3 separate regions of the Mus musculus genome follow, and all the other regions are linked to region 1. Evidence: chromatin loops called from intact Hi-C (ENCODE). Cell type or tissue: left cerebral cortex. All regions are shown on one strand.

Region 1 (8,000 bases):
TGGTACAAAGACTGAAGGTGGCACTTGCAGTCAACCCCCTGGAGCTGAGGTAGGCTGCAGACCATTATTGATGTATATCTTCCTGATATCTGTTTTCTAGCTTGATTACTACAGAAAGTTATAATCAAAAAGAGCTGGGGGAGGGGAGAGTTGGTCTAGATAGACAAGACCTCACTTCCAGAAATCTGGGTAGATTATTGCAGAAGAGGACGGCAGTGTGAGAGTATGTGGGTGTGTTTGTCTCCTCCTTCCTTCTCCGTGCCTTTCCCCTCTCTTCTCAGAGAAGTCAACAGTAGCAGCCCCACTAGGTTCAGGCGACTCCTTTGGCTCAAGTGTGAGGCTGATCACATAGCTGCATGGCCCTGAGCTCGGACCTAATCACTTTAATGACTGACCCCTCTCTCCTTGTGAAGCTCTTCCCGGAGGCAGACTAATGGGTGATGCAGTTTGACCATGTTAACTGGGGTTGCTTTCTCCTAGGACAAACTCAAATAGTCATGTGACTAGAGAAAAGATTCCTTGAACAGCAGGTCTCACTCATCCCCAGTAAAGTCCACTTAGGAACCCCGGAGGCCCAGAAACTTAAATCAGTGCGCCCTGTGATGCTGGCATATTGCCCTTGGGATATCCTAAGCGCTTTCAGTTCATTTCATCAAGGTTGCTGATATTTTCAGTCTGGTTTAATCTTTCTTGGGGTGGTTTGGCTCAGGTGCTATGGGGACACCTCTGGCCCGGATGTAATAGTTTTGTTCTGGGAATGCCACCATTAATCTTACAGGGCTCTGTCTTTGGGTTACAGCCCAGAGTCTGCTATCACCTTTGCAAGCTGAATGTGACTGGTTGAGGATTCTCCTTTGCTTGTCTGTGGTTCTCCATGTTATATGTCACCCAAACATTAAAGCAGGGTGACCCTACCATTCCACAAACACATCTCAGAAGATACCCATGAGAACTGGGTACTTTGCCTTTCGTGCTGAGTCCCCCCCCGCCCCCCTCCCCCCCGCCTGCCTTTTTAAACCTGGGTAATTGTACTCAACACCTCAATGCAAAAGTAGATCAATAGTAAGTTAATAGTTTTTGCAAACGTATTGATTTCTCCAAAGAACTGCTATTGTTTTCAACAGTGAGGAAAAGCCACACGCAATCTCTTCCTCACTTTACAGATTCCCACATGTACTGATTCTTGGATGACAGGTCAGAATTGGTTCTATGATGCTGAGAGATATGGGAGAGAGTGGAGCACAGAGGTGATGCCCCGGAGGACATCAAAGCTCTCGGTCTACTGTGCCGCTTGACTGTGTCTTATTGGCCGTCATTCTCACGTGACCTCTCAGACTCTAGAGGAAGGCCCCATGCTTCCAATGATTTAGATGTTTAGATTCTTTGAGAATGCATGAGTTGGGACACAGTGTCTTCTTCGGTTATTGAAGTCTCTGGGATGGAGTGGGGCATTCGCTGGCTGGTAGCATGTCTTTCTTAAGTTTTCACAGCCTGTAGTTGACAGAGCAGGAGCGTGTTTTCCTAGCTCTTGACCTTGAGCCCCACACTCACTTCATTTTGGCCTTAGCCCTTTAACCAAGGAACTGGTTAGGCTCAGTACGTCTTTCTAGGACACAGTGGGAGAAAGATTACATAGTTTCTCCAAATCCCTCTGTGCTATTCCTCATGGGTCTAAGAAGAGATAAACGCAAGGTCCTGATCCTTGATGGAGAAGCTCGCACTTTGTAGTAGACCTGCAGCTTAATGATAAGAGGCGCAGGGACGACGCCCGTGCTTACCTGTACGCTATTCTTATCTGTAACTGAGGGCTCACAGATGTCACTTCAAAGATTGTTATGGAGACTAAAAGTCCCAGGTAGATAACAGGATGCTGTAAATACCAGGTTGCTCATCAGTCTCCTCTGTGGGTTCTCTTTGCTTGATGTAGAAGACGCCTCATATGGGGCCGTGAAAGGCTGTCAGTACAGTGGGAGGCTGGGTTCTAGAGTAAAAATATACACGGTGGCTTTGTGTTGCTCACGGAAGGCAGTAAATTCAAGAACTGTAAGTTGACTACATACTGTACTAATGACTGTTTATCAAAAAACATATCCAGATTTGGTGACTTTTTGACAGCGGAGGTGACCGTATCATTTCATGTATAAGAAAAATCCAACTACGAAATTAATTTCTGAAAAGTGCCTTGAAATCTTTTATCTCAGAGTGAGCATGCTTAAACATGTCCTGAGAGATACACTCGACGTGCAGAAAGTACAGCAAGCACACCTTATTCAGAAAGGCCTAGGAAATTACAGTGAAATCAGATAGACAACACTAATTCCTTAGAAGGTTGCCCTCATAAGGGGCAAGCCTACTCGAAGGCTTGTCTCTAAGCACTGATTTGCCTTCTCGGAGAGCTCTGTTTTAACTCTCTGGATGGTTTCCCATCACATCTTAGCTTGTCACCTGTCGGGGAGGAAGGCTACATCTTCAGGCTTTGCCAAGAGTGCCGTGTGCAAGCTCAAGCCACATCACCCTGTCCCTTCTTATTTTTGTCCGTCCCTTGGGGGCAGTTGTGGATTTTGGGTTGTTTTGCTTCGTTGCCTCGGGGAAGTGATGAGGTTGAACTTTTTGGGTCTTTTATTTTAAGCTCTTTACTCTTCTTGTGCTGAGGAGCAGAAATATAAAATTGGTCCTTGTAACTGACATGCTAAATGTATGAAGCTGAAGGAAAGCATGGCCTAGAAAACAGTGAGTTAGCTGTGCAAGCGCCAGTTCTTGGCAGTTTTGCTATGCTGTAATTTCTCTGATTCTTTTTGCCAGAAGGATTTGGCAAGGAGGGAAATAATCAATATTCTATTCACCATGGAAGAAACATCGGTGTATAAAGTTCAGTGCACACGAGCTTCCTGAGCATACTAGTGAGATCGAGTATATAGGAAAGACCAGAGACACAGGACGAGGGTGTGCAGAGCCTTCCCTGCACACGTGAGAGTGCTGGTGCTCTGGAGGGTACCAGCTACACCATCCGCTTAATCCCGTGCCGGTGATGGCGTAGACTCCACCATACATGGTGCAGATGTCTGTGGCAAACAGGTTCTGTGACCAGGCTCCGCCATTCACCTGCCTCACCTCACCTCTGAAGCGGATCCAAAGTGCAGGAGAAGGGTCCTTCAATGAGGAAAACACTGGCACAAACCTGTGTTTGAGGAAAAAAACTTGTGTTTGAGGAAAAAACCTGTCACAAAGACAATGTAATACACTGAGCTGTTATTTGACTGCTTGGGGGTGCCAGCCGAGACGGGCATTCCAATAGGACTTTTATAATGAAAGGAGATGTGAGCCTGGAGCCACATTGTCATTTTTTTTTTCACAGAATGTGCTTAAAATTTCCTTTGAAATCATGAAAACAGAGCAGGAAAGGCCACATTCTTCCCTAGTGGTTCCGCCTCAAGCCTGCTGCCTGCCTGTCCTTCACTGGAGGTGGCTTGCTGGTGGGGGAGAGAGGCAGGCAGAGCACTCTTGCTTTCTCAATAGCAACACCTAGTGGCAGTGAAGAGAGCTGTCGTTTTCCTGTGTGCTCACCCAGCCGGCTGCAGGACTTTGCTTGTTTTGCTTTTCAATTGGCAAGACTATTGGTTGCAGTCAAGAGGGCCGTCTATTGGAGAAAACTCCACGGAAGCTCGAGTTTTTTTACTCTAAGTAAATGGGCATGGTGTAGTAGCCCTTTCTTCCCGTCACTTGGCAACATTCCTGGTCACAGATGGGCTTGCCAGTTTACATCTTTATTTGGGGAAGGATGTCTCTGTAGTCCCTTTCAGTCCCGAAGTATGAGACCCCTGGTTTCTGGATGGGCAGGATTTGGGTTCTCCAGGCAGATGTTACCTTTCCTAGAAAGAACTCTACACGGCAGATTACCAAGCTCCTGGAATGGCCCCTGCTGCACTTTCCCCATCTAATGAGTGAACTCGGGACTGGCCTCTTGGTGTCTGATTCTGGAAGGGGAACCAGGATGTCAAAACCGACACAACTAACTAAAAATTAAACATGATGTTTCATTTCAGGATGATGAAATTAACCAGCAGAGCCAGCTGGCTGAAAAGCTGAAGCAACAGATGTTGGATCAGGATGAGGTAACAGACACAATGAATTCTTTTTTACAGAGGGGTTTTTTTTTTTCTCTCTCTCAATCACTTTTCGTTGATAATATTAGTCCTAGAAATACAGTTTGCAAATAGCCTTTTTTTTCTTTTTTTTTTCTTTTTTTTAATTGGGTATTTACTTCATTTACATTTCCAATACTATCCCAAAAGTCCCCCACATTCTCCCCCACCCACTCGCCACCCACCCCAAATAGCCTTTTTTTAAAACCTTAAAGCGCATGGAGATTTCTTGGTCGCCCTTCTCTCAGGGTCTGCTAAAGGTTGGTTGTGGCAATGTGTAGCCAGCAAGCTCCTGACTCTGTAGTACTCTGAGCCTCAGGGTTGCTCTGTGCCGCACTTAGTCTTTGGGGGGCGGGCAGACACCTCTGTCCCGGGGAGGGTGGTGCTTGCTCAGTCTCTGCAGCAGCATCCCGTTATTTTAGGCTACTTCACCTCTACGAACTGCCTCATAGACAGAATGGTTTTTGGCATCTGAGTATAATTAATCATATTCACCCCGTTAGCCTCTCCTATCTCACCGGCCTCTCCTGCTTCTCTGTTTCCTTTCCCAAGCCCTCAAGAGTCCATGTAGAACAGAAAGTACGTGGCATTTGTCTTCCTGAGTCTGGCTTATTTTGCTTATCATGATGATGTCTTAGATCCTTTCCTACAAATGACATGATCTCCTATTTCTTTACTACTAAGTAAAACTTCATTGTGTGTATTTATATATCTATTAATCGTCTGTCTGTCATCTACCTACCCATCATATATTTACCTACTTGCTGATTTGCCTGTCATCCATCCATCCCGTCTACGTCTGTCATACTTTCTCTACCTAGTCGTCTGTTGATGGGCACCTAGGCTGGTTCCGTAACCTGGCAGTTGCAAAAGGCTGGTGTGTGTTTTAGCATAGACTGTGTCCTCCTGTTCTGCCCTACAGGGGATACACAAACAAAATCAAAAGTAGACCATCAAAGAGGAAAGGCAGCTGGGGCCGTAGTGCTGCTACTCTGTATTTGGTACACTAAAAAGGAGGCCACCTGGTTTCAGCACCCCCCCGCCCCCCGCCGGCATTCATTTCTACCACAAATGTCTTTTTTGCACCGTTCTGCAGTGGATTTTACAAACAGGAACCCAAGCCAAGCACAGCCAGCCGATCTACCAGAGACAGCATTCTCTTGCTGAGATCACCTAAGTATTTTTCTCTTTTGTGCTTTAAGATGCTTCGTTGCTAAAGTGCCTTTGGTTGGCTTATACAGTGCCGGCAGGTGGCAGAGATCGATGTCCCAGTCTCAGCCCCCACACCCAGGGAGCTCTGTAACCATTTCCTTCCTTTCTGCTTCCCATCATCTTTCCAGTGTAATGAGTGTGGTTCTGCAGGGAGGCAGGCTGTGTCTTTGGAGTCATGTGAACCCTGTTTAATAGATTCCTACCTTAGCTGTGGTTGTGGCCACTTATGTTCCCTGTTGTCCGCTTCCACATGTACTCTGCATCTCCAAGAGTGGTTCAGCTGCCTTGGATCAATTCCTTTTGTTACCATTCAGACTTTAATATTTTTTCCTTGCAAACTGATAAATGTCCATTAAGGAAATCAGACAATAACAATGGTAACAGCTACATGAAACATCCACAAACCCAGGACCTCATTTTACCATGTGTATAGATTTTAGGGTATATTCTTCTATACAGTTCTGATAAACAGTAAAGGAAAGTAACTTCATTTCAAGTACTGTTTGGGTGATTTTGAAATGAACTTAAATACAATATGAAATTGTGGCACTGTTTCCAGCGGCTCTGCCAGTGTACTGCCACTCATTAAAAGCAGTTCTCCCATCTTTTGTTTAACATGAAAAAGCCAACCAGCTGTAGTGCCCTGGTGTACGTGTGTGTGTGTGTGTGTGTGTGTGTGTGTGTGTCTCAGTCTGACTTAGAGCATAAAATTCTTAAAAGGTAAAAAAGAGAAAAGATTTTTGAAATAACACTTGAAAATGTGTTTAGCATCTGTAACACACGGTGAGAGTTCTCCACAATCTGACTGCTCCCAACTTGTTCTCCCGGATCTGGTTTTAAAATTGCTTTGTGCAGGGAGAGCGCAGGTCGTTGACATATAATTAGTGCACTCACCTGGCCTTCTCCTTGCCCCAGCTCCTGGCTTCCACGAGAAGGGACTATGAGAAGATCCAGGAGGAGCTGACACGCCTCCAGATCGAAAATGAGGCAGCTAAAGACGAAGTGAAAGAAGTCCTCCAGGCCCTGGAGGAGCTGGCTGTCAATTACGACCAGAAGTCACAAGAAGTGGAGGACAAGACCAGGGCCAACGAGCAACTGACTGATGAGCTGGCCCAGAAAACGGTTGGAGCAATGGTGTTAAAGGGGGCGGGGCTTCTCTGTTAACAAATGGGAAGGCAGTTGGCTGAGTGCTTATCTGTGTAAGACTTGGTGTGCTCCCTGAGGCCTCTCCTCCAGTCCCTTCACCACAGACTACCCAGCACAGCTGCTTTACACCCAGGAAGCTGATGACATCAGCAAGAATGCTTTCTGGAAAGGGTTAAATGCAGATGCTAGATCCAGGAAAAGCTTAGTGAGAAGTTTGACTTTATGGCTCTTTTGGCCTCAGGCGAGATTTTTAAACCGTCCTGAGTATTCATTGCTTTATTTCTCAAAAACGACAATAATGTGCTTCTTCATGGCACCTGTGTTAGTGACACTTTACGTAAAGCACTTAGCAAGGACCTCTGTGTGTGGTCACTGAATAGCACCGAAAGCGTTGTTACTAAAGAGCAGAGGCAGGGGATGCCCAGGAGTTCAGCAGTCCACAGTTTACATCCTGCTGAATGACAGTGTTCCCCGACTTCCCACCCTCTTGTCCTAGTCGGAAGGACAGAGGTAAGCTGGCCCTGTTCACTGGCTTCCAGCCGAGGGATCGCTGTATTTCTGGTTCCTCCCTGAGAGACAGCTGTTGTGGGTTTTACTTGGTGGGCTAGTGACAGGTAGTCTGCTGTGGCCGGTGAGCATTTGGTGATGTGGCGGATGCCATGCCCTTTGCTGCCTGGAGATGGCTCACAGAGAAATTGAGTTGCTGTAGCCTGGTGTCCTTGGTGGCTCTGCCTGAAGGACCTGGTGTCCTGGACTGTGCCATACTACCTTAATAGAAACATCAGTCCCGGGCACTCAGAGCAGGGTGGGGAGGAAAGCACTGGCTGCTGGCAGTGGAGCGGACAGGAAGTACTATTTACTCCCCACATCCTACTGCATCGGGGAAGAAAGGCCTTCCTAATGGTTTCCATGGGACAGGGCTGCTATGTCTGTGGTATTAAATAAGGTGAAACAAATAGTTGGCAGTGCTGATGGACTGTAAGTCCCTGCAGACTCACTGAGAGAGGACTGCCACTCTGCCTCTACTCAGTGTCCCCCTGGGTTCCTACAGCGTGTCCCTTCTGTGTTGTACATCTGAAAGCAAGGCAAGATTTTCTATAGTACGCTTCTCGTTTTGTGTCAGAACAACTATTATCAGACTGCTTTAATATACTATTTTTAGTAAGTGGTAGCGACTCACTGAAAATGCCTTTGAATTAACTTGCAAGGCCCGGGGAGGAGAGGACTTCCTTCTGCAGCACAGGCTGTTGGTACCAAGATGCTAGAAGAGCTACGATTCCAGTGCTGCGCCTGAAGAAGGCATTGCTTCTCCTGCTAACAATCGGGGTGGGGGGATAGAAAAGAGGTTAATTTGATGAAGTTTGGTGAGAAAATCGAGCTTTTGCTGCTATGAAGAAGCTCTGCTATGGAACCTGAGTAATTCTGAAGAATTATAGTATTTAATTTGGCTTCCCTGAGGACTAGAAGATGTTCTAAGTTGTTACCTATCCTCATTAGTGT
Region 2 (8,000 bases), 180 kb before region 1:
GAGTTGCCACATACAGAGGGAGCAAATGCCACATACAGAGGGAGCAAAATGCTTTGGAAATCTCCTTATATGACTGTGATATAGAAAGTTAGCTTCATATTTATTTAATTAGAATATGAGTACATTTATTTTATTACTGAGTTCCTGATTTTTTTAAACTTTTTTTTATTGTCTCATCACACTAATTGAGTGATTGTTCCCTCTTCTGCAGGACCCTCTAAAACATTATATTCCACCAATATGGCTTTATCATCCAGCCCAGGGATTTCAGCTGTACAGCTTGTAAGGACAGTTGGCCACACTACTACAAACCACTTGATCCCAGCGTTGTGCACAAGCAGTCCTCAGACACTTCCCATGAACAATTCCTGCCTGACCAATGCAGTGCACCTCAATAACGTCAGTGTTGTTTCTCCTGTCAATGTGCATATCAATACACGGACTTCAGCACCATCGCCAACAGCCTTAAAACTTGCCACAGTTGCTGCCAGCATGGACAGAGTGCCAAAGGTTACTCCCAGCAGTGCCATCAGCAGCATAGCCAGGTGTGTGCACGAGTGGGTACTGTTCCTGAGCTGTGCTCTAGCTGTCCTGAATCAAGAGAAGCCCTTTTGACTTTGTGCTGCTCAACTATATCTTTTGACAGACTTGATTTTTCAAAAGCTTGAGGATTTGCTTGCTACAAAAAAGCTCTTTGCCTAGTAGCATCCTTAAATGCCAACCAGAGTTGTAAAAAAAGAAAGCATAAAAAAGTCAAATTGACTGATTTTAAACACTTCAGTCAGTCTCATCATGTTTTAAATTTTTTTTATTTAAATAAGCTAGGTGGTAGTGGTACATGCCTTTAATCCCAGCACTAGGGAAGCAGAAGATCTCAGAGTTCAAGGCCAGCCTGATCTACAGAGCAATTTCCAGGACAGCCAGAGATACACAGAGGAAATTTTATTAAAATTATTAAACTTACTAAAAATGTTTTATATTTATTATTTTATGTGTCCGAGTGTTTAGCATGCATGCATGTGTGTGTGCGTTGTGTACATACCTGCTACCCAAGGATACCAGCAGAATACATCAGATCCCTGAGACTGGAGTTACAGATAGATGCAAGCCATTATCTGGATGCTGGAAATCAATCAAACCTGGGTCCTCTGCAAGAGCAACAGTGCTCTGACTGAGCCATCTCTCCAGCCTCCATCCTATCTCATTTTTATAGATTGAGAGTATAGGTTGAAGCTGTGATCAGAGCTTAGGTTGAAACCAAACTGTTATTCTAAGCTTTATATTTTTAAAAATAATTTTCATTTTTGTAGTATGTGTATATATATATATGTGTGTGTGTGTGCGTATAAATTTGATGAATTTTCAAGTTTTGCAGGGCAAGTTTTTATGTTCCTTTCAATAGCACTATTGCAAGGAAAACAGTAAAGCAGAAGAAAATTGATCTGCATGGGTTAAAAAGTTTATGATCTTAAGCCTATAAAAAGAAACTTGAATTAATTGTGTTATATTCCCTAATCTATTGTTAGTATTAGAAATTAATGGAATTTCTGAACTGAAGAAAACCTCTTCATTCCTGCCGAGAAATGATAAAAATGGGGAGTTTTCTAGAATTATGTTTAGTTATAGTTACTTAAAAATGGGATTTATACATGGTCAGTGTATTCTCAGGAGTACTAATGCTTATTGTCCTCTTTACCTTCTTACAGAGAGAACCATGAACCAGAAAGACTGGGTTTAAATGGACTAGCAGAGACAACAGTAGCTATGGAGGTGACATAACGGAAGGCGCGTGGCCTGACCTGTGTGGATGGTTGCAGTCATTCCTATTCCAGCGGAATACAAAGGCGGGTGGCACTCTGTGGATCACAGAGCAGAACAATGGACCTAAATGGAGTACAGTATACCGGATGTTAAGTCGATATATGATGTATATTTTGTAAAATTGGGAAAATCACTACCTTGTAAAATAGTTTATTTGTATCATCAATATTATTTCTGTTACTTGAATAGTAGATATTCATCATCATGCTTTTGCACTTGAATTTGCAACTGAATGGATTTTAAAAATAATTCTTTAATGGGATCATGAGCATGAAATGGGATCCTGCATCACTTGTTTTAACTATTTATTTTGCCATGTTTACATTTTGTATCTTGTAAAAAAAATAAATCCAACTTTGTGTCTAAAAAGTTAAAGATTCATAGCTAGGAAATGAAATTCTTGTAATTTTTTTCTAAAGGAACTGTAAAGTTTTCACTTGGTTCATTTTGTTTCACAATTTGACTAGATGGACTTTTTGGTAAATACTTTAGTGGCATTTCACTGTCAAATACGACTTCAAGGCAAAATAGTATTTTCTATTACTGTGCAGGGGAAGGGATGGATCGATACATGCAAATTTAATGTAGTAACTCACTTTTCCATATATTTTGAATGTATATTTCTATTTATAATACCAGTTTATAAAAAATAATTACACAGAAAAAGTGGACTAGGAAATTATGCATCTAGCACATTTAAACTGTGCAGATATGAAAATTTTTCATGGATTACATTTTATCTGAAGACTGCATATTTTAACTGGCTTTAAAACTGTAACACACCACATAAAAGATATTTACCAGGTATGTATTGCATCATATCATTGCAATAATTATTGGAAGTCTATATATCGAGCCATCCCAGGTTTTGGGAGGGGGGAGGGTTGTGGCGAGATTGTCTTTTCAATTTTGGAGAGTTTTCCTGTGGCTACAAGGCAAGTAACGGGTTGGAAACCGTCTGACTGTAAGTGTTGGACACCTTCATAGCGTAGTGTTTAGTGACTTTTTTATACGGTTCTTGTAAATTAGATACGTGTAGTGGTGTTTCAGAATGTTTGTTTATGCACTAGTTCAGACAACTTTCCCTGTTACTTGTTCTTGATAAGTGAAAACTGCAGGGAAATAAAAAATACATATCAAAACACGGCCATGCTGCATATGTGTTTATTTCACCATGTGCACACAGCGCAAGTGAGGGAGGACAGGAGGGACAGGCCAGCCCGCACAGCACTTGTCGCCCAGGCCTTCAGGCATGGAGGAGAAGGTCGAAGGCTCGCCTCTGGGCTCCATTGGGTTTCAGATAATCCAATATAAACTACCTTTGCTATGAAAGTTCTTAAAATATTTTACAGAATGTAAGTAATTTGCAGTATAGCAGTCATTGAAATCTCATAAATGAGCCTCATTTTATAAATATATAGAGTATAGTGTAGAATTATATTGCAAGGGGGTTTTGGAAGTCCTGGGAAATGTAAATATTTTTAATGAATACAATTAAAAACCATTTCAAACTGAACATAATTTTATACCTTTTTTATATCTGCAGTCCTGAAAGTTGTAAACTTATTGTCACTTAAATTAATGGGCCAGGATTTCTGCTGAGAGTGGTTTATTCAGATCCTAAATGTAAAGCAATTTATGGTCAAAACCACAGGGGAAAAATAAATTTAATTACTTTGTCGGTTGTGACCTGATAGGATCCATGCTCGTTTTTGCCATACTACCTCTGGGGTTCACTGCTGATGATATAAAGGAAATAATTTGATTGATATGTATGTGACTATGTTCATTCTGCTTACAGTTGGATGTATCTTGCTATTAAGAATTTGAAACAACTCAGTGCTAATTTCAGAGAAAGCTTCTCCCCTCCCCCCATTTTGCTGAAGTAAAGCATGAAGTTAATTTGCCTTATGTGATATATGTGTGTGTGTGTGTGTGTGTGTGTGTGTGTGTGCATTATAAATAAGTGAAATGAGAACTATGTATTTGTACAGTTTCTGGAAGTGATAGCAAGTCCAGAACTTACAAAAGACTGATTAATGGCCAGTTGATTTATTCCTTTTGAAGTAAAATAGACAATTTCAGCCTTCCTTCCTTCCTTCCTTCCTTCTTTCCTTCCTTCCTTCCTTCCTTCCTTCCTTCCTTCCTTCCTTCCTTCCTTCGCTGGTTGTACCTGCTTCATAGGATGCATTTCAATTACCCATGCGCACAGTTCCAGCACTTCTCCAGGGCTGAAAGTTAAAGGGTGGCTTGTGCGGTTGCTCTGTGTGCTGCCAGCTCTGCTATGTCTTGGAACTTTTCAGAACACTGGGCAGATGCATTCCTTTGGAGGCAGTAAGCGTGGGAAGAGAGGTTTTACTTGTATGTGTGCATTTGTTTAAAATACAAAATGACTTGTGTGCTGGGTCATCCTTTCATTGGTGTAGGCAAAATATCAGACAAACTGCACTTTTCTGCCTTACTGGAAGGAGTACCCCCTTTTTAGTCAAAGTCAGTATTACCATACAGCTCTAAGTATATTTGAAGACACAATGTGTGTTTCTTTTGCAGAAGACCAAGAAAAAAAAAAAAGAAACTATTTGCAGTGTATATTTTTTAAATGTATGCATATAGCATTGTAGCTCTTTTAAAAATAGAGTACAGTGTTTGCAAGTGTGTTTAGTATTTTATTGTTAATATGACTTGGGCTGGAAGGCGTTGAGAATAGTAAAGGCCAACGTTTTAGAAACTTTGACTTAGTATGTTCAGCTGCATTTCAGTATGATGCTGTGCTTTTCAACATAATATGTGTTTTATTGTCCCTTAACCCCTTTGGTAAACAGTTTTAGAAAGCACTGTTTCATTTTACAGGTCAGAAAAGGGTTGGAGCAATCTGAGTTTCTGAGCCAGGTATTCAAGCTAGGTAGTCACTGCAGTTCTGAGCACTGCCTCCCCATTTAGTGTGGCAGTCTCCTGGAGCTGTGCTGCCCTGTGCTTGCTCCCATCTGCAGCAGTCCAAAGCTTGCCCCAGAAGACAACCTCCACCTCACCCGCACTCTTCCACCGCCAAGCTACATGCATTTGAAAGCCTGGTTTCTCACCATGCTCTGTTTCTCCAGACCTAGCCAGTGAGTGCTCCAAAACTCCCAACCTGCATACGCCAATAGGAGCAGGACTTGGCCAAGTTGGCCCTTTCTGGATCTTTGTTTCCCCATCTGTAAGATAAGAAAGTTCCTGAAACTGTAAAAGAGGCCTCACTGATAAACTTGGTAGAGGCTCGTGGGTGGCCCATGTGCCACTGGTTGTTTGCTAAGGAAGTAAGCTTTGTCAGAGTCAGGTTAGTCTAGAGCTCTTTCAAGTCATGTCAGAGGCTGACAACTATGAGTGTATTGCAGCAAACATTGAGATCAACTCATACAGAATAATTGTAACTAAGTTGTTAGTGGCTATACCAAGAGAATACAAAGTGGTAATAAGATGGGTGCTTTAATCCTTTTCTAGTCTTATCCCTGAGTTAGTATTATTTAGGCAGCTCTTTCTCGAGGCTTTCCAGAAGCATTCTCTTCCCTGCCCTTGTCAGTATGTATTGCTTCATTAACTATACAGTATCAATAGCAAGTTAGATGTGTGCCTCCTTCCTGTGCCTCAGGCTGCCTGAAGGGCTTTTTAGCTGTCATAATATTTTACCATAAGTTCAGTTACAGCCATGTACTTCAGTAATCACTTATTTGGTACAGAATTTTAGATTGTCCCAAAACAGAGTCTGATGCCATATCAAATATTTTACCTTCAGTGTAGAAATCCAAACCGTTATAGAAAATCATATCCCCCAAACAGTGACATATATATTCAAACTCTGTAACTACTCATATATAGAATACTTAATTCTAGCCTGCTAGGGCACATGGGCACACAACTTCTTAAAAAATGTGTTGAATGCACTTGTCTCACTGAAGGAAGTTGATTTTGGTCATTAACAAAGTGAGGTCAGGTTAAATAAGATAGGCAAGATGAAGGCTTTGGGTTTCAGCAGAGGATACTCATAGGTTAACACTGCTGACTGATGTCACTATGCAGGTCTGTAATTGTCGCAGTCTCCTGGTACTTGGGCTTCATTCGAATCTAGTTTTTCAAATGGAGAAAGCTCCGTTTCCAAGCTCCTTGGGTTGTAACATTTCATCTTAGGATGGCCATGAAATTCATGTTTATGAAGCCATCACTGAAGGTCATGTCTGCTGCCTGGTGATGAAATTATTTGCCAGATTGTATAAAAACAAAACAAAAAACGATTTAAGCCACTCAAGTACTAACAGCTGTTTTGCTGGGCCAGCTATCAGGTCAGGGCTGAAAAAGACACAGCAGCAACCTTGAAGCCTTTGTAGACGCTGGATTCAAGAACAGTGAGCAACAGGACCCGAGCACCTGGCTACTGGGCAAGGTGGGGGAGGAGCCAAGGAAGGAAGAGGGCGGACATGATGGAGAACCATGCAGAAGCTGAGGGAGAGAGGAGCACTCAGAAGACGGGCATAGAAGTCCTCGGGCTGTGGGAAGTCAGATGAGGAGATGTGAGGAAGCCTGAGGATGGTTCCATTCATTGTTCCTGGGCCTCAAGAACTGAGATTTGAGAACTACATAGCAGGCCATGAGTCCCAGCTACTTAGGAAGCTGAAGCTGGGCCACAGCGATACCAGTCCAAGTGGCAGAAAGTTCCTGAAAATAAAGGTAGGTGCTCATGCCTTCCAGGCTGATTGGACCGGGGTCACCAGAATTGAGTCGGGATATTATTTTGTGCTTAGATCCTTTCATGCCTTTGCTTCTGTCGTTGAGTGAGTCGATGGGTTGGTTGTTCCCAAGCTTCCTTGCCACATAATAACTGCAGCGGAAGTTAACATTTCTGCTTTATAGTTGTGATAGTATGCAAGCAACTGCTTAGAAGCACAGGCAAATAAGTGCAACAAAGGATTTTCCCAGCTTCAATAGCTTCCCTAAAATACAAACATTTCTCTGACTAGGCATATTTCCAGTCACTAGAAGTCATGCAGATTTCATATATATACGTGTGTGTGTGTGTGTGTATATATATGTATATGTGTATATATGTGTGTATCAGCTGCTTTTCTTTACCTACTCCTTTAAGCATGTAAGAGTGTGTGGGGCAGGTTTTCTTTCAGCAGTCCACTGCAGATTTTAAATGCGATCCTTTATTTTCTACATAAGTCCTAGACAGACTTCATACCTTGACCATCTCAAGCAAGCCAGGCTTCCAAGTAACTTCCAGAACATTATGTGCTCCATGCCAGTGGGTTGAGCACATTCTATCCGTTCGTCTATTTACTGTTCAAGGTTTGCAGCCTCTCCAGACCACTTCTGCGTGTGTGTGTGTGTGTGTGTCTGTGTGTGTGTGTGTGTGTGTGTCTGTGTGTGTGTGTGTGTGTGTCTGTGTGTGTGTGTGTCACTGTGGTAGACCCATGGGGATACATCCCAAGACCTCCAGTGGATGTCTGAAGCCCAGAAGAGAATGGAATCTATTCAGTGTATCAGTTATCTCAAAGAAAGGTGTTCTAGAACCCAAATGGGTATCAAAATCCATAGATATTTAGGATTCAATTCTAAAGTGGCACAGCATTTGCATTGGCTGACATACATTCTCCAGTAGACTTTATTTTTAAATAATATTACTTTTTGAAATTATAATTACCTCACTTCTCCCTTTGTTGTTGCGGTTCATTGGTTCCATAGCTGGACAGGAATATTGAGTGTTTTCCTCCCTTGGAAGCTTGCATGGAACCTTCTAGTACTATGAAAGCCAGTCATCAGGGAGAGGCTTTCATCTCACAACCAGCTCAGGTCCTCTGGTCTTGCATCCAAGATGCAAGCTGTCTTCTGCAGTAGGGACTTACCTTCTACTGGGAGGCAACCAAGGACAACAACAACAATAGCCTGTAATGTTTTGGGAGTCTCTCAGCTCTGACCAAAAACTCAAAAGGATGCTTCCCACGCCCGGTGTTGGGGTTTTTGTTATACAGTCTGTCGCTCTTGGGGGTAGCATTGTCATTTGTAATGTATATGCACATTTATTATATGTAATTTTGTGGGAATGAATAATAATTTGTCATAATTTGACTCCTTACAACTTTTCACTCATCCTTGCTGGTATTTTATCCTCATCTCTCTCCCTCTTGCATTTATCTTGATCCCCT
Region 3 (8,000 bases), 780 kb before region 1:
TAGAGCAAATTTCTGCAAATTAATAAGAGAAGCTAAAAAAACAATTAGAATGTTATCTTCAAAGTGTTGAAAACTATCCACAAAGCTGTAAGAAACCATAATTCCTTAGAACTGAAAGCAAAACAAGAGCTTTGAAGCAAAGAAACAAGAGAACTGGTTAAATGCATTAAGGAACTTCTGCAGACTATCCTAAGAAAAAGGAAAAGGATGCCAAAAAGACAGTTAGAAATGCAAGACATTAATCAGAAGAAAGTGGCCAAGATATAGAAACATCTATGTCAATATTTATTGTTAATATTGCTGTCCAACATAAATGTAAATCCTAATTTAACATTTTCTAGTATATTTAATAAAGCAAAAAAGGTGAAAGTAGTTAAAATTTTAACAAGCAAATATAATGAGAAGCTGAGGTGTTTTACACACTTTTCAAATATAAAATGAAACAACAAAACACTAAAAAAAATTCCTACTGTAAGTCAAACTACCTATAACAATACATTTCAAGTGCTCAAAAGCCACATGGGGCTGGTGGCCAAGTTGAAACCCTATGTCCTGGAGTTAAAGCTAAATAGAAAGTTCAAGAAACAATAACAAGATATAAATTAAAAAAGTAACACTAGGCCGGGTGGTGGTGGCAGCGGCGGTGCACGCCTTTAATCCCAGCACTTGGAGGCAGAGGCAGGCGGATTTCTGAGTTCGAGGCCAGCCTGGTCTACAAAGTGAGTTCCAGGACAGCCAGGGCTACACAGAGAAACCCTGTCTTGAAAAAACAATAAAAAAAAAAAAAAAAGAAAAAAAAAGAAAAGAATGTAATATTACAAGAACAGATTATCTATCTGCCGCAATGCTACAAATCCTTATGGAAAACAGCAAAATAGAAAAAGAAACTATACAAAAGACTTTAAAAGGATGATTTAAAAGACAATTTCTGAATGAATAAATCCAAACAGCCAAGTTTCTGAAAACAGTCAATATCACCAGTACAGAACTTTACTCAACACAGAGCAAATTATAAAACTACCCTCATTAGATTGACAAAATTAAAAGCTAGTTGTTGGTGAGAAGGTACAAGTAAGGCTCGCTCACACCTGAGGCCGGGGGATGAGACAGCATGCCAGTCTAAATGTTTGGTGAAACTGAAGACAGCCACATACAACTCATAAAAATACATAGCTATATTCACATAAAATTATGTAGTATTCAGATCATTATTATGTAGCTATGTAGATCATTTAGTAGTAAAGAAATGAATACAAGTCAAAGTCCATTAAGACTAATGGTGGCTTAGTTATAAAAACAGTGCCTTTACCTTAGAAACTCTTACACCACAACAAAAAAATATATAAATTACAGCAAAATGTATTAACAGGGTCAAATCTCAGCCAGGTAAATAAAGGGTCCGACTTAATAGGGTGTGTGAACTACCTACCTACAAGCAGATAAAAAGAGGCCAATTGAGAATTTGTTTAGAAGCGCTGACATACATTTTTACTAAAAGAAAAGCAGTGAATCACAAGAATCAAGATAATAGTAAGGTGGCACCAGAGGAAGAGAGGCCTGGAAGCAATTAGTGGGCCTGTTCCTGCCAGCTGCTACCCATGTTTTGGTTCTTGATTCATAGTGGTTACAGGTTATGTATGCTACAGTCGTTCTCTACATCTGTGTTTTGTGCAGTTTCCCACACACTTAGGCCATTACACAAAACAGGATTTAAAAGTTTTACCTAGGTCATAATAGTTTTCTATAAGAAGATTGAGACTTGGTTTTCTAATAAAAATTTTAGGGCACTGGAGTTTTGTTTTGAACCCATCTGACATAATTACCTCCCTAGGACGAAGGAAAAAAAAAAAAAAGCACCGTGCAATGGATACATTAAATAGCGTACTGTATAGACTTGCACCAAGAACAATTCGGGAAAATGTGTAACTTTTAACAGACTGAATCCTACTGAGCAGAACTAAAATAGTTAAGACTAAGTAAGAGTAAGTGCGAAGATCTCCGATTTTGAATTTTTTTTAATGTAACTTGGATTATTAAAGACGAGGTAATAGTCCTCCGATGTATCTTGACAAAAACCAGCTAAAAGACTAACGAAGAAAGTTAAAATGAAAAAGAAGCCGTTATTTCACTATAAAAAAAAGAAACACCCAGACAAAAAGCTTTCTCTTTAGCTCCACAAGAAAAGAATATTTCAAGGCTTTTCTTTTTTAGTGACAAAACTCTGTATGAAAGACCAAACAATCCCAAGCATCCTCAAACGGGCAGTCTTTTGTGTTTGCAGCATTAAGGCAGAGAGCATGCAGGGAGCCCTCACTCAGACCTTTCCTGCCCGTTCCTTGCCTACATGCCTACAGCTTCTCCAAAATCCCAAAGAAAACAGAAAAGTCAGGAAGGCAGGATGTGTATGAGCAAGGCTACCGCAGAAGCTGATCAAAAGGCACACATCTGGTTAGGTTTTTCCAAATATGTCGCACGCTCTAAAGCAGGTAGTGCTTCTCTCTCTGCAGAGAACCTGACCTCTCAACACTGCCCAATCATGTTCCTCACCCAAAAGCCTTCTGTAGCCCGTCTCTGCTGAGCTCTGTGCCCGCTTCGTCCACAGCAGCTCCCGGAAGCCGAGAGCCAGGGGCAGGCCTCCTGCTTTAGGCCTACCCGGCCTGCACGAGCCTCCCACTCCCCTCAGATTGTCCACCCGCCCGTAGCCACTGCGGCCCTCACCTTGCCTACGAGACCGGCCTTACCTCTCCCAGTCAAGCCTGCCTAAATCGGGCAAAGCCGGCCGCCGCCGACGGTGAGGACCGAAGGATGTTCACCACCTTCTCAGTCCCGCTGCTCCTACTGCAGCCCACCGCGCACAGCAACTCCCAGCATGCACGGCGACCGGCCGGCTTTGGCGGCCCCGCCCCCGCTCCGCCCCACCACGTGACCTGCTTTCAGGTCGGTCCCCGCCTACTTCCGTCCCTCCGCTCTCCCAGAGGAGGGAGGAGGCAGCTGGGGCTGCTCTAGAGTAGCAACTTCCTCCCTCTTCCCGCCCCCGCCCGGCTACCCCCTGCTTACAATGGCTTCCGGGTCGCCAGCGCCTTGGAGCCTTCTGGGAAAACCATCTCATTTCCTCCCCTCCCCCTCCTCCTTGCCTTCCACCAACCAGCCTCCCGTCAGAACGGGACATGCGCAGTGAGTGCCTCCCGTCTCGTCTCCCCGAGCCCCCCCTCCCCCCCAAGCAGAGAGACCCCAGCAGCAGCAGCAGCTGATGATGAAGAGAGAGGCAGTGGCAGAGGGGGGGCACCTTTTATTTCTATTTTTAAAGGGACAGGACACTAATTTTACCCCACTTCAACCTTGAATTGAGGGGGGTGGGGGGAAGGCGGCCGAGTTCCTCCCCCACCCTCCAGCTCTGAGCCCCGAGTGGGGGAATTGAGCCTGAGAGAGGAGAGGAGTTTCTTCTTCTTAGAAAAACCCCCATCCACGACTCCTACCCGCTCAGCCCTCCACACGCCTGCTTCCAGAGCCCCCTCCACCCTCCTTCTCTGTGGCCGGGAGAGAAGGAGAGAAAGAGACCAAAAGCCTCTTAGCAACACAGACCCTTGGCTGCTGCTGCTGCTACTGCTGCTGCTGCTGCTGCTGTTGCTGTTGCTGCTGCTTGGCCCTGGCTGAAGACATCTCCCTACACCGGGAGCAGCCACTTCCCCAGCTCTCCTCCTCCTCCTTCGCCTCCTCCTCCTCCACTCCCCCCCTTTATTACCCTTTGTGTCATCCTCCACAGCTCCAGGGAAGGCACTCAAAAGTGGGGGGCAGGAAAGGTAAGTGTGTCTGTGGGGGCTCCATTGCCTTCCTCTGGCTCTGACTTTCACTCCGGGGCAGCAGTAGCACCAAACCTCATACGCAGTGGAGCTCCGGGGTGAGGAGGGGGTGGTGCTGGGGGGGGGGGGAGTGAAGGAGGGGCGGGAGTGAGGAGGGGTGTGTGAGGTGGGGTGTCCACCCTGTCAGGGAAGGAAGGACACTTTTATTTTTATTTGCTGTTGTCAAAAGTGCTTTCTCCAGCTAACATCTGATTGTGTCTTGCTTCACTGGGGGAGAATACAAAAACAACCCCCTCCTTCCTCCAATGAGGCGCCAGGGAAAGAGACAGAAAAGAGGCATACTTTCTGGATGTCACTTAAAAAATTACGTTTGGAGAGATTTTTTTTTCCTCTTTCCTCAGGAAAAGCTGCCTGCATTTGTTTCTGAGTGGGAAAATGTCGGGATCTGAATTGTGTTGGAACTGCTTTAACCAGTTGTAGACCTGAGTGTTTCTCTCTCTTTGCTTGTCTGTGGCTTGGATATTGACTTTAGTGTTGAAAGACTTGACTGGTTTTACGTTAGGTGTTTAGCTTCTCCATTTTTCATTTTGTCTGAATGGCATAGCGAATTTCAAATTTTACTTCATAAGGCCTTTGGTTGGATTTTACACTTGTCTCTCTCTCTCTCTCTTTTTTTTTTTTTGTAAAAAATATTTGCTTCATGTTTGACTATATATTTAAAGCTTAAAATGCTTAAAGTTTAAATGCCATTGGTATTCTCTTTTCCCACATACCTTTCTGGTATTCATTTTCCACAACATGGAAATATTAGATATTTCATAACTAACTTTTCCCCCTCTAATCGTTGTAACTTGTCTGAACAAGTAATCCCCATTGAAAACTTTATGTTGTTCTTGCTGCATAGAAGGCCAGATATCCCCATCAATATTTTGCTGGATTGGTATCACTTCAGTTTTAACTGAATTATTTATTTACTGTTGTAAACCGAGAAGAGGTTTTCATCTCAATTTTTGTTGTGAACAAATTGTTCACATATGTAACAAAATTAATTTCCAAAATAAACTTTAATGAGTTAAAAAATCATGAAGTTGTAGTTTGTTATAGTTGGCAACAATCGAAAGGTAAATCTAGATTTAGATTTATAGAGTAGCAGTCTTGATTAAAAATAACTATTCTGTATTCCTATATGATATATTCTTATGGCTTTCATTTTATAGTGCTATATTTTCTTTATATTTATATATTATACCTATATTTCAAAATAGAGCCAAATTTTATTCCAGCAGTACTAAAAATATATTTCTGTTGTAGGCCTCATGGTTACAGCTTACATTAGGAGGTAATATTTTGTTTCATTTATCCATTTCTTTAGCCTTCTTTGAAAATGGATACACACATTCATATTCTATCTGTATGCTTCTCTTTCACTTTATAAAAACCGCATTGGTTTTTTTTATTCCATAATTTATGTCAGCAATAGAAAAACAGTCATTCAATCAGCAAAAAGGATTGAAGAAATAAATCTATAAAGACATTTGGCATGTGATCTTTGACGTAGTAGTACACTGTGATGATCCTTTTTTTTTGTTTCATATTTTTTGCTTGATTGTAAAGCCAAAACATGATATATGCATATTTTAGTAACCTAAAAGTACTTCATATGTAGAACTTGTCTAGTAAAATTTTAATTACCAACCATATATAAAAGTAGACATTTACACAGAGAGTGGGGAATTATAGCAGTAATCAATATGGTCCTAATTCTTTGATTTCTGTTATGAATTTGAACACTTTTTTTCACCTTTCTCTGAAATGTGATTGCTTCACTTAAGCAGAAATCAGTGCTAATCCCAAGTTGTTTCTCCCATAGTAATACTATTACTGGTCCACCTCAGATTTCCTGTCTTCTTAAAAACTAGTAACCGTAATGTAACGGATAAAATTATAAGTATGCAGCTTGTATAGACAGTTGGGAGAGTGTTGGCCTAGTAGGCACCTAAGTAAAAATTTTCAATCTGGAATTTAATGCCTGTGCTTACTTTGTATTTCCTTTTTGTTGAGACAGGGTCTCAGATACTTAGCTGAGACTGTCCATGAGCTCATGCCACCCTGCCTCAACCTTGTGAGCAGTGGGGTTACAGTGCTACCATATCTTGTATTAGTTCCTTTGGAACCGCTCCTATTCACCTGTTTCCTACATAACCGTCCTACTTTGATTAGAAGACTCTGCATTTTCTGTAAATAGGATAATGGCATGACTTAAAAACCTTTTATTCTAGTTTTAGTATAACTTATATTCCGAGTGTTAAATACTGTTGATATTTTAGGAGGATAATCTTTCACGTAGATAATACCTTTGAGGTCATATTACCTAACCCTTTATGTGCTGTGATATTTAGAAGTACTGAAGAATTGAAGGATTCTATGATTGGTTTTTTGTTTGTTTCTTGTTGCTGTTGTTATTTTATTCATTTATTTATGCCAGAAATGAAATTTTCATGCCTATTTCCGTATGTAGTTATTGAAAGTAGTCTACATAGGCTTTTCTCAAGACTGAGTCTATGATCTGGAACTCTATGATCTAGACCAGAGTTGTTTTTAACTCACAGAGATCCACCTACCCTCTGCTTCCTCTGTCCTGGGAGGAAAAGTGAGCAGCTACTATGCCTGTCTAAGCTAGTTCTTTTCTATGAACGTGAAGGTATATGACTTTAGAACTATAATTTGCCCATTTGTAAAGCTATAGAAATTCGTTGTTGCCCATTACAATGAAGTAGTGCTGATTTCACTGCTTGTGGATTATCACCTTTCTGAATCAGTCCTACTTTCTCAACTGCTAACCCCCTACCTCAGACCTCCAGGTAATCATTTCAGCAAATCTATTTCTTCCTCTTGTTTTGAGAACCCCTATTTACAACAACAATTAGAATTATAAATGTTTACTTGCAAGTTTGACTTAATGAACCACTTAAGGACAAAAGTTCACCTGATGAGAATTTGTATGCAACTTCATTCATGGCAAACATGGTGCATAGTAGGGCCAAGTGGTTGGCATAATCCACATTAGTTTTAAAAATAGATCTATTTGATTTTTTCAACTAAGAAGTATAAAATTAACTTCTCATGTTTTTCCCTCCTTATTGATATGATTTTTAATACATGGAAGTTTTTTGTTTTCCTCAGAATTTTTTTCTTGATGTTTGCTGTGGCTCTCACATTTCCTAATTAACAACCAAATTAAATGCTGTTAAAAAGTATAGTGTCCAAAGAATAAAAAATGCATTCCCTTCAAGTCCTCATCAGGATAGAATTTGACAGAAGTGGCTTATTTTGACTATGCCATGACATAAATCTGGCTTAAACGTCCACTTGTTCAGGTACACCAAGTCGATGTTGCTCTGAGTAGTTGGGGTTATTAGGCTGTTCTTGGCAGCTCTATAAAGCAGTTGTTGCTTAGGTGACATGTTTCCCTTTGTGTTTTTTTGGTTCATGCCCAGAGAATTATCAGCTTTCCAGTTTTCTATGGATATGAAGATTTACATCTAGTCATCAGTGGGACCCCATGAAGTCAGCCAGAGAGCCTATATCCAACTTTTGTATCTTTGTAAACTTTGTGGGATTTTGAATGTATGTGAAAAGTAGATTGTTCTTAGTTATTAATTAAACATCTATAGAGTATCTTCGTCTCTCAGGCATATGTTAGGCATTTGAAAACAAGGACAGTCTCTGCAATTCCATGTAAACGGATTTCATAATTGTATTCCACAGATGTATTGGTCAAATCTTTATTTTTTTTAACCAAAAAATATTGACCATATGAGTACTGTTAGAACAATGCATATTTTAGGAGATTATATTACTATATTTTATTAAAGTAGACAAATATAAAAAATTTCTATTTAATACTGTACTTTAGGGGTTTTCAATTGACACACAATTCAACTATTAGACTATAAAGCTATCTATGTGGCTACCACTGCTGGGTTTTATTCTAACTATAATTCTTTAACTTGAAGATAATTTAAAATGTTTATTAATTTTTTCAAATTAAAAAAGATAGTTCTCTCCAAATTTACTAGTTTGCCCTCAGTATATATTTAGACCTCATATAGCAGGTGTTAAAGGTATACATTTTCATTTTGAGTGTTTGTACCATATTTTAAGCAATTCATAACAATATTATTGAAGTTCACTGAATTA

What was found. Peaks named below come from ENCODE experiments on the same cell type or tissue, not always from the same donor. Only the 100,000 strongest peaks of a DNase experiment are listed, where the experiment ranks them.
Region 2: it touches region 1 in a loop (2.2-fold over the local background); 3 of 42 quality-filtered maps call a loop at or near these places.
Region 3: it touches region 1 in a loop (4-fold over the local background); 4 of 42 quality-filtered maps call a loop at or near these places.

The regions. Positions count from the first base shown.
Region 1 is chr2:49,723,848-49,731,847 of GRCm38, forward strand. It overlaps Kif5c (kinesin family member 5C), which reads left to right. Exons shown (of 26, transcript NM_008449.3): 13 at 4,044-4,112; 14 at 6,270-6,476. Among named protein-coding and RNA genes, the nearest start is that of Gm46738, 19 kb to the right of the region's middle. In left cerebral cortex, CTCF peaks have their summits at 3,526 (motif pointing left) and 7,172; DNase peaks (open chromatin) are centred at 2,773, 3,001 and 3,505; H3K27ac peaks cover 1,616 bases.
Region 2 is chr2:49,548,220-49,556,219 of GRCm38, forward strand. It overlaps Epc2 (enhancer of polycomb homolog 2), which reads left to right. Exons shown (of 14, transcript NM_172663.4): 13 at 212-545; 14 at 1,707-3,390. The coding sequence ends at 1,779. Among named protein-coding and RNA genes, the nearest start is that of Kif5c, 67 kb to the right of the region's middle. In left cerebral cortex, no CTCF peak of the experiment used is centred here; a DNase peak (open chromatin) is centred at 4,126.
Region 3 is chr2:48,946,376-48,954,375 of GRCm38, forward strand. It overlaps Orc4 (origin recognition complex, subunit 4), which reads right to left and starts at 2,892. Exons shown (of 14, transcript NM_011958.4): 1 at 2,742-2,892. Mbd5 (methyl-CpG binding domain protein 5) reads left to right here and starts at 3,133. Exons shown (of 17, transcript NM_029924.2): 1 at 3,133-3,174. In left cerebral cortex, no CTCF peak of the experiment used is centred here; DNase peaks (open chromatin) are centred at 3,009, 3,625 and 4,085; H3K4me3 peaks cover 3,961 bases; H3K27ac peaks cover 1,711 bases.